Linked DNA regions of Homo sapiens: region 2 is linked to region 1. A link is an interaction called in ENCODE POLR2A ChIA-PET data of the cell type or tissue named here. Cell type or tissue: endothelial cell of umbilical vein. All regions are shown on one strand. Each heading gives the region's core, and the rest is flanking DNA. Links, peaks and the distances in the headings are about the cores only. Region 1 has its middle 100 kb from the start of LINC01544. Region 2 overlaps PIGN (phosphatidylinositol glycan anchor biosynthesis class N).

What was found. Peaks named below come from ENCODE experiments on the same cell type or tissue, not always from the same donor. Only the 100,000 strongest peaks of a DNase experiment are listed, where the experiment ranks them.
Region 2: POLR2A ChIA-PET joins it to region 1 with 7 read pairs; 2 of 35 experiments call an interaction of 5 or more read pairs at or near these places.

Annotation. Positions count from the first base shown.
Region 1 is chr18:61,642,788-61,648,178 of GRCh38, reverse strand. No RefSeq gene overlaps it. Among named protein-coding and RNA genes, the nearest start is that of LINC01544, 100 kb to the left of the region's middle. In endothelial cell of umbilical vein, for the core only: no CTCF peak of the experiment used is centred there; no DNase peak of the experiment used is centred there.
Region 2 is chr18:62,058,861-62,064,251 of GRCh38, reverse strand. All of the region lies in intron 30 of PIGN (phosphatidylinositol glycan anchor biosynthesis class N), which reads left to right. Among named protein-coding and RNA genes, the nearest start is that of PIGN, 130 kb to the left of the region's middle. In endothelial cell of umbilical vein, for the core only: no CTCF peak of the experiment used is centred there; no DNase peak of the experiment used is centred there; H3K27ac peaks cover 925 bases.

The DNA of each region.
Region 1 (5,391 bases), core at 305-5,304:
CCCACTCCCTTCTTGTATTCCTATTTTCTAATTATATGTAGTTACTAATACATCATATAGCTTTACTTAGTAAAAAAAAAAAATCAATATATACTATTAAAATGGCATTCTCCATCTAAGCAGCTATATGATTTGAAATGTCCACCACAGCCTTAAGCTTCAATCAATTTAATTATTTTTGATACATGGAAGTCATAAAACTAACTTAACTTAAAAAATTTTGTATATCTTTTTCTATAATTTGATAAATGGAAGATTCATTTATACTTCATGTTTTCCAACTTTTGGTTTGAAAACCTGTCCCTATATTGAGGAATATTTAAAAAGAGCTTTGTTAGGTTGGGAAAATGATCACATTTGTGACATTTTTTTTCTAATGAAAAATGCATTCCAAATTTGCAACAGCCACCCTGGAAGTTTCTTTCAGGCAAGATCTGTTGGGAATGTACCATAGTGCCATGTCCAGAACCCTCGGTAGAAATGGTGCTCAATAAATATCAAATGTGTCTGACGGTAGGGAGAGGCTTTTAAAGCAATGCCTCTCCAAAATTGAAGCCATTGAGTCTGATCCACTGTATCCTTGAAATCATAACAGAACCAACCCCCTATCAGGTGGAAGTGTTCACTACCGAAATATGACCAAGTCGATTAATCATCCTTGTTTCTCCCTCAGCTCCTCAGCGCTCTCTCCCTACATTCCCTGTAGAGTGAATGTCACAACATCCACATTGGTGTCCAAGTCAGGCATCTTGGAGTTAACCTGCTGCAAGGAAAAATGTGGGCTTCAGGGGAAAACTATGCATTGTCTAAAGACAGCCCTCTGAGTTATGTGACTCTATGGGAGCTATTGTACAACTCTGTAAACCATACATAATTGATGGGATGCAAAATCATTTTTAGCTATAGCTGTGCAAATTCTGTCCTATCTTGTAGAGATTCAACTGAGTTCTCCCCCACTGTGGAAGAAACCAGTTTTACCTCCATCTGCACATTCATTTCAATATTCCTGATCTATAAATGTGTCTGTTTTTCAATTTCTCCCTTGATCCAGTTATAACATCTGCCTGGCACCTTCTTTATGAGTAAAAGAAAATCTTTAACATGTGTTCATTTTATATCCTTATGAGTCATAATTTTACCTTTTTTTGGAAAATTATCTTTTAGCACTGCCTTTTTCTCACTCATAGCTTCTCATCCTTCATTTGTTCACTTAGTTCTCTTTCTTCTAATGTCTCTCTAATTTTTCTCTTTCTCTGCAACTCCACTGCTGCAATCCAAGTTAAGTTCACTGTGATTTTTTTTTAAACATAGATCATGGCAACAGACTTCTAATTGGTGCCCTGTGTTCAACCTTGGGCCTCCCAACCCTCCCCACATTTTATTCTATACCCTTTAACTCTCTAAAAATGTAAATCCTCTCCTATCTGTTTCCTTCTTAAAGCTCCTCAAAGGTTTTGCATCATCTGTAGACTACTGGTCTTGTTAAGAAGCTGGGTCTTTGAGATACATTGTGAGCTATGTCCTGCTGTAGCCTCATAACTATTTTCCCCACTCCTTCACCTTCAATCTGAGGGCCAACCACAATTAACTTCTTCCAATAACCTTTAATACCCCACTCACTTCTGGGACTTCCCTCCTGCTGTTTCTTCTGCCTGCCTGTCTTCCCCCTCCACCTTCACTGGGCTAGCTCATCTCATCTCAGCCCACATGTAACTTTCCATGGGAGGCCATCTCTATTGTGTACCCTGTTCTTTCTCTGCAATAGAGAGCATGACACTGTAGGGCTACATCCTTTATTCCACAGAATACTGTAATCTCCATGCGGACAAGGATTGTCTTCTTAACTCTTATAACTCCCACTGCCTAGTTTAGAACGCCAATGAGTATTTATTGGATGCATGTGACTTAGGGTCTGGGCACTCAGTGTGGCCCAGCATAGCAGTGCTGGCATTTTTTCTATTATAATTTTGCAATAGTTATTAAACAATAGAGATGGACAATATCCAGAGAGACTATCATCTCCTAATCTTTCCTTGTAAACAAAGAGGTTAATCTATGTTCTTGGAGTACATAGGCAGGCAGGGGGTTATTGGCAGAGCTGGTCTTGCATCTTGGTTCTGAAGATATAACTAAGGTGGGCTGAGTCCTAGAGTTTTGTGACTCAAGTGTGCTCTGTGGGACCAGCAGCATTGGCATCCCCTGGGAGCTTGTTAGAAATGCAGAATTTTCCTTCTGAACAACAGTTATGTGGAAAAGAGAAAAAATGTAAAGAAAATAAAGAAATGCAGAACCTTAAGCCCAGCCCCAGACTTCCTGAGCTAGAATTGGGATTTTAATAAAACAAGATGCCTAAGTGACTTGATTGCACATACAGTTTGAGGAACACTGTCTAAGAGGTCCTACTTGTTGTGTGATCTTGGAGAGGTTACTTAAGCACACAAGTACTTCCATAATTGTGGAATGAGGCTTCTACTTTATACGTAGCTTATAGGGCTATAATGAAGATTCAAAGTTGATATACACAAAGACTTTGTAATAATAGCATATAGTAAGACATTGATTAAATGTTATCTTTTGAAAATATGACATAAGACCGAAGAATAAGGCACACAATTGGGATGTCAGACCTGTAGGGCAGGCATGTAGACAGGCCTGCATTCTTGTGAGCCAAGTCTGTGGGAGTTTTCACCCTTTTACACTTTTGCTGTCTCTAAACTATTCTCTAGCTTAGCTCCGAGAGTATAACTCAAGCCGAACTTGAATCATGATAAAGTCACATTATCCTCTGCACTAGGAGTGGAGAAGTGTGGAGTCCCATCCTCTCCAACAGCATTTATTGAACCTCCCTGTGGTGCCAGCCACTGAGCTAGATGTGGGAAGTGTAGAGACTACTGGCCTAGACCATGACCTTTAAGAGTTTGTGCCGTTATCTGTGAGGTTATGTGATGATCTGAGGAGCCTAAAACAGGTTGTTTTTAGAAAAGTTCTATACTACAAAATAAGATGAGAAAACAGATAATCCCATTGCTTAATATGTTGGTATGCATAATTCCATCTTACTACTCATGTATGATCGCTTTATCACCTGTTTATCTATTTGTCTGTCTTCATAAAGTTGTTTTGTATTAATGGAATGAGTCCATATGTATATATTATTCTGCAATTTGGTTTTTTCATTTAACAATGTATCACAGCATTTTTAAGACCCAGATTTCTAGTGGTATTTCATTCTTCTTAATAGGTACATAATACTTATTGAATAGATGTACCATAATTTACCTGATCATTCCCTTTGTATCCATATTGGTGTGCAATTTAACAATTGTTAAATTGTTGGATGACATCTTTTAAAGGGCAGTTTGTTTACCAAACCATTTACACTAGATTGAGCTCTTCAATTTGGCAATAGCTCTCTGAATATTCTATCACAGCAGTTGATCTTTTTCAAGAGAGAGAGCTTAGAAAATTTATCTTAATCTCTTGGTGTGCAAAGAGTATATTGATGGAGTGTTCTTGTTGGTTTTCTTTTTTTCTTTTTTTTGCATGAAGTTGGCATTGAGCTTCTTGCTTTTAGGGGAGGACTTGTCTCGTCTGGTGAGTGTTTGCAAACATTGTGGAAAAATCCAGGTGCTGCATGTTTGGGGCCTCTGGAGAAGTATAAGTGGCCTCTCAAGAAAGTTACCATGCAAGAGCAGTGAGATGGCATAACTTAGGGAAGTAAAAATTAATGATGGATGAAACTGGCTCATTTTAGAAACCACATCCTGGGCAGAAATAGGCTCTTCACTGGCTGCATCTGCAGCCCTGGCCCTGCCCACACGTCTTCCTCCAGCGGGTCTCAGCCTTTCCTTACAATGTCATCTTGTTGTGGCAACAAAAGGACCTTTTTTAAGGCAAAGACCTTTGGAATACTCCATGGCCTTCCTCCTTGAATATTGGGATGGGCTCAACGAAACCAAATCAGAAGACAGAGTCTCAAAAGACCTAAAGCAGCCTGCTGCATGATTTCCTGAGTTGGTTTTGGTACTTACTAGACCCCACGTGTGGGCAGGAGGAAAACCACTGGCTTGGTTGAAGGTAGCACCTGTAAACCTAGTCCAAAGATGCCGTGGGGAGCCAGCTGATACTTACTGGCTGATCTCAGCCACAGGCGGACCTAGAGGCTTTGGGATAAGGAGCTCAAGGTGATTAGGGAAGCACAGAGAATTCTCCTTGTCTCTAGGTTGATCCCACAACCCGGGACTGCTTCCCTACTTCTGTTTGGAGGCATCATAAACCTCCTATGCCTAAATATATCCCAGCTCCCTACCTCTGTCTCACCTCTAGCTAAGTGAGTCTTCCCTTCTACATGAAATTCTACTCTCAAAGTAGCTCAGGGAAGCAGGTGGGATGATGGAAAGGAGGGAGAAAGGAATAAAAAGTGAAAGTGAATCTGGAGCAGACAAGGAACTTTTGAATATTCATAGGAAAAGGAAGGAGCCTCACTGAAAACCAGGCAGATGCTATGGACATGCAGTTCCCAGTGTATTAGCTTCCCAGGGCTGCTGTAACAAAGTGCCACAAAGTGGGTAGCTTGGAACAAAAGAACTTCATTGTCTCATAGTTCAGGAGGCCAGCTGTCAGAAATCACCATCAGTGGGGCCATGCTCCCTCTGACACCTGTAGAGGAAGGACACTTCCTTGCCTGTTCCAGTTTCTGGTAGCCCCAGACGTTCCTGGGCTTGTGGCAGCATCACTCCAACATGGCATGATTCATTCTTCCTGGGTGTCTTCACATCATCTTCCCTCTGTACATGTCTGTCTCTGTATGCAAATTTCCCCTTTTTATGAGAATACCAGTCTTATTGAATTAAGAGCCCACCTTAATGACTTCATTGTAACTTGGTGACCTCTCTAAAGACCCTATTTCAAAATAAGGTCACATTCTGAAGTACTGGGGATTAGGACTTCAACATATCTTTTTTGGGGGAACAAAATTCAACTCATGACACAGAGGAAGGATTTCAAAAAGCTAATAAGCTTATGAACAGCGAGGACATATTGTAGGGAAGGACAGCTTTCTTTACTCACCCATGGCTAGGTTCATGGCTAAGATCCCTATAACAAAAGATAGATTAACAAGAGAAAAACATACACATTTAATATAAGTTTTATGTGACATGGGGACATAAAGAAGCAAGGAAACCTATGTATTTTTAGGCTAAGTTTCATGAAGAAGTGGGTAGTTGTGGAGAAGTATGAGTGTGGACAAAGGGGGTATAATCTAATGTTACTAAGTTGGGGGGAATTTAGCAAGGCCTGTTTGTTCAGATTCTTCTCTGTATCTTTAGAGTTAAGGATGTTCCTTTACTCAGGGAGAAATGGGAGGAGAACTCTGGAATGAAAGTTTTA
Region 2 (5,391 bases), core at 277-5,276, 420 kb before region 1:
TTTAAAGACATAATGATAATGATTATAGTATAAGGCAACATGTGGTTAAGGGTTATAAAAATACAGGAGGGAGGCTGCTTCACTTAAGCCTTCAGTGACAGGAAACATTATGCCAAGTCTGGCATTTGAACTGGGCCTTGAACAAAAGGTGTAATTTCTTTTTTTGTTTGTTTTATTATGCTTTAAGTTCTAGGGTACATGTGCACAACGTGCAGATTTGTTACATATGTATACATGTGCCATGTTGGTGTGCTGCACCCATTAGCTCATCATTTACATTAGGTATATCTCCTAATGCTATCCCTTCCCCCTCCCCCCACCCCATGACAGGCCTCAGTGTGTGATGTTTCCTACCCTGTGTCCAAGTGTTCTCATTGTTCAATTCCCACCTATGAGTGAGAACATGCGGTGTTTGGTTTTCTGTCCTCACAATAGTTTGCTCAGAATGATGGTTTCCAGCTTCATCCATGTCCCTGCAAAGTACACGAACTCATCCTTTTGTATGGCTGCATAGTATTCCATGGTGTATATGTGCCACATTTTCATATGTCTGTCTAAAGTAGTCTTCCCAGACCTGTAAGTCCCCTAATTGAAATTATACCTTTTGGCACCTTTTGTAATTTCAATTAGGGGACTTACAGGTTTGGGAAGACTATTTTAGACAGACAGATGGACATGAGTAAAGCCATAGAGGTAAAAAGCCCAATGCATATGTGCATGATATGTGATAAATAATTTGGATTTCAGAAACCATAGATTTTGGCTAAAATCTATAAAACCATAGATTTTGGATAAAATCTATAAAACCATAGATTTTGGCTAAAATCTATAAAACCATAGATTTTGGCTAAAATCTATAAAACCATAGATTTTGGCTAAAATCTATAAAACCATAGATTTTGGCTAAAATCTATAAAACCATAGATTTTGGCTAAAATCTATAAAACCATAGATTTTGGCTAAAATCTATAAAACCATAGATTTTGGCTAAAATCTATAAAACCATAGATTTTGGATAAAATCTATAAAACCATAGATTTTGGATAAAGAAATTTCTAGAAAATAGCCTTTGGGAGGCTTAAGTTTTTTATTTTGATATGGTCCATTTTATTTTACATTTATTACCTGTGTTTGCTTGACACATTTTTGTTATTTTTGTTTTCCCTTCCTCTCATGAGTGTTGATGCTCAGTACATTTTAAAAGAGCTAGTGCAAGCTTGCATTTAACGTCTATCATGATGTTCCTCTTGATATTTGTGTGGTACCTCCAGCCTTATCCTTAACATTCCTTTACACAGCCCTCATGGAATAAACAGCACAAAACAGCAACGACAACAGCAAAAAAAAAAAAAAAAAAAAAAAAAAAAAAGCAGAATACAAAAGCATAAAACAAATAATGAGCATCATTCAAACCAAGGGAAACAGAATGACATATCAGCACTTATAGGCAGAGAATGCATTTATAACCACCACCACCCGGTACTAGCCATGAGAAAAGGGTGTTAACTTTATGTTTCAATGATTTATGTATACATATTAAAATATTATATTATTAATGCAATTCAGGGTAAAATATGCTATAGGAATATTTCGTGATAATATTTTTTATAATGGGAGCTGCCCTGAATATACAGTGATCCTATGCCCTGATTTCCCGGAGACTTCCTGATTTATGCCTGGTGGCCTGCTATAATCATTACACCCCCATCTATACAACATTAAAAATCCAAAGTGGATAAGAAGAAGACAAAGGCACAGCCAGTTAATAAGTTATGTTAAACCTTAGTTTATCTCATTCTCAGTATTTCATCATTGGGGATCTAACCCCCATAGGTTAAACGGGATGCTTGCTCTGAGAAACTTCTCAAAGGCAGGTATAAGAAACCTTAGATCTGTCTTCATCAGGCTGATGGCACTGAACAAATCTACATAAATTTCCCACATATTCTCTTAGTCATTCCTGATGAAATATCTCCTTGCTCTGTCTTCTTTGTCTCTTATTATGTCATCTAAAAGGTGCCCACTTTAAGAGAGGAAGTTGATTGCAGGTGGGGGGAGCAGGGTCAGGATGGAGAGGCCAAAATGAAATCTGAGTTGGTGAAGTTAGGCTTTCTAAATGGAATTGCCCCTGATTGATGCTGCAATGTGATGTTTTTCTTATTGCTAAGTTAGAATTCTAAGGTCTTTCCTTTGTATCCTCTATAGCGGTGATGTCATATAGTGCCTCTGTGAACCATGTGGTGCTGGTCTAATGGGCAGGAGTGGTTCATGCATCTTCATAAACATCTAGTTTATTGCGAGGAAAAGGCTTGGATAATGGTGGGGAAGTAGGGGGAAATGTACGTCAAGATTCAAAACTAAAGCACCATACGATAGGGTTCACATGTCAAAACTTCATTATTGTACTTTTTCTGCTTTCTGTTTGTGAGAATGTTGCATTTAAGTTTTGAGTTTCCAATTATTCTTGTGTGAAGGTACATTTGAAAAGCTGTGGTGTTTCTTGTCATGTCGCTGATATTATAAACTGACCGGCAGAGCTCCCTTCACAGGTGCCGGGGTTATTGGAATTGTGCTCCTGCACTGGTTCCCCTTCATGACGAATTTTATTCCTAAACTCCTTTGTGTTAATAGTATAATTAGCGATTTCAGCCATTCCATGCTTTTTATTCACGGGAATGGAATGTTGCCCTTTTGTCCTCACTATTTTATTGCATTTTTTTTTTTTTTTTTTTTTTTTTTTGAGACGGAGTCTCGCTCTGTCGCCCAGGCCGGAATGCGGACTGCAGTGGCACAATCTCGGCTCACTGCAAGCTCCTTTATTGCTTTTTTTTTTTGCATTTATTCCTGAAATGGCGGGAATCTGTCCCAGAATTTGAGAGAGGAGTGGGAGCTGACTGCCCCGTGAATGTAGTCTGGCATGTATCTGTAATGTTTATAGTGTTGTGGTGATTGCCATGGATTTTCAGAACACTTTTGAGAGATTTGTCACCTGTTATTAATAGTTGCAGGTTAATAAGTATAGTTTCTTAAATAATAAAGATTGTATTATTAGGGCATTAGATAGTATATCTGTTTATAGGCATAGTACTCTGTGTTTCAAATGCATCTTCAGAGCAGATTTTACCAAACTGAAATTGAGACTCAGGAAGCATACACTACAGTCAGTGTATTCAGCTGAAACTACTGGTGTGAGTTCAGTGTTTCTCTTGAGAACCTGTGGCATCGGGTATGCTTTTTAACAGCCATGTGAAAAATATCCTGCCCAGGCCATAAAACTGTTCAGCTGACAGAGCTAATTTAGTATTTTCTTCTTTTGATCTTTACACTTTATCTTCATTTATAGCAGGTCATAAACTTTATAGAGTATTGCCTTTTATACGGCATACTGAAAGTACATTTTTAAAACTAGAGAAAAAAATTCCTTTGAGGTAATTTTCATAACTATAAAAACGTATATTCAGATTTGCGTCCTCAATGCATTTGTAGTGAGGTGAATAGAGTCAGGATCATCAGTTTGATTGAGCTGAGTTTGATTTGATGGCAGTCTTCATTTGGACTTTAATTGTTTCTCACATGCACGATTGTTATACCTTATTGAAATACAAATGACAACTAACGTGTTTATCATTTCTCTTTTGATATAATGAGAACTCAAAAAAAAGAGAGAACTCATGATTCTATTCAATAGTGTTTGTATATCCTAAATGTAATTAATAAGTGTCATAAAACATCTGTACTGTTACAGTGAATACCAAACTTTATTAAAACCAATGATTCTCAGACTTTTTCTGCCCCAGTACATTGAACAGGTATGACCTGCTTCTATCGCCCATCACCCTTATAGAGGAGAAATATGATCAACATTTTGTCACCATTGTGCAGGTTGAAAAGGCCTGCCTGGCAATTCCATGTGCCTCCACACATACGCTCTTCCCCTCGACCATCACACATGCACACCTTGAGAACTGCTGATTTAAATGATGGCACAATAGTCATGGGAGGGGAGTGCGAACAGCTGAACTCATTTCAAGTTGAAATTTGATGTTCCTTTAACTCTGCTATGGCGAGATGACACCAAGACTTGATTGATGCAAGATAACACAAGCTGGATGCCTTATGGCTCAATTGCATGAAGATGATGAGCTTCACAACTGTTTCCTGCCAATTATGTTAGCTTACATGAGCCAAGAGTCAGTAATTTCAGGCCACTGTAAGGAAATGAGTGATCTGTGGAATGCCTTTTATAGACAGACTTTAGATTAAATTTGAGGATGGGTCACCTACTGGTTTTACAAACCGTTTTTGTTTAGACATCAAATCAGATTTAATATTTTAACCTGTAAGTGATGGCAAAATTCAGCAAGAAAAATCTGCTAGCATGTAATCTTTTCTTTCTTTGTTTTTATTCTTAACAGCTTTATTGAGTATAATTCATACCATAAAATTTATCTATTTTCATTTTTTAATGATTTAATAAATGTTTTAAGTCATTTTGATGATTTTTGGCAAATGTATGGAGTTGTGCAACCATCACAATCTATTTTTTGAACATTTCCATCACACAGAAAATACCCTCTACCTGTTCACAATCTGTTCCCATTACCATCCCAAGCCCAGGCAACAACAAATCTGCTTTCTGTCTCTACAGATTTGCCTATTGTGGACATTTCATATAAACAGAAAAATACAATATGTAGTTTTTTTCATCTAACTTCTTCCAGTTAGTGTAACTTTTTTTTGGCATTCATCTATATTGCAGCATGTAAAAGTACTTTATTCATTGCTGAATAATGTTCCATTGTTTGGATATACCACATTCTGTTTATCCTTTCTATAATGCTTATAAAAGATTAATCTTTTATGGTCCTTGTTGCTTTTAATCTACCTAGCTCCCCACCTCCTTGCCTGGTTTCCCCCCTGGAACCAAGGTCAGATTGAGCTTTTCTGGATTTGACCTCCAGGCTCTATGCTGAAGAGTTTGTACTCCTTCACTCATCTCATCTCTGACTACAAACTTTGGTCCCTGAAGAAGTTGGGATGATTATATCCAGTGTTTTTTTTTTTTTTTTTTTTTTTTTTTGAGACAGGGTCTCAGGGTACAGTGAGGTGATCACCACTGCAGCTTCCACCTTGTAGGCTGAAGTGATCTTCCCAACTCAGTTTCCTGAGTAGTGAGGACCACAGCTGTGTGCCGTGACACCCGGGTAATTATTTTAATTTTTATTTTTTAGAGACAGGGTCTCACTCTGCTGCCCAGGCTGGTCTCAAATTCCTAAGCTCAAGAGATCCTCCTGCCTTGGCCTCCCAAAGTCATGGGGTTAGAAGCATGAGCCACTACACCTGGCCTGGATTGAGGATTTTAATCTCAGGAGCTGGTACCAATTTTGGAGT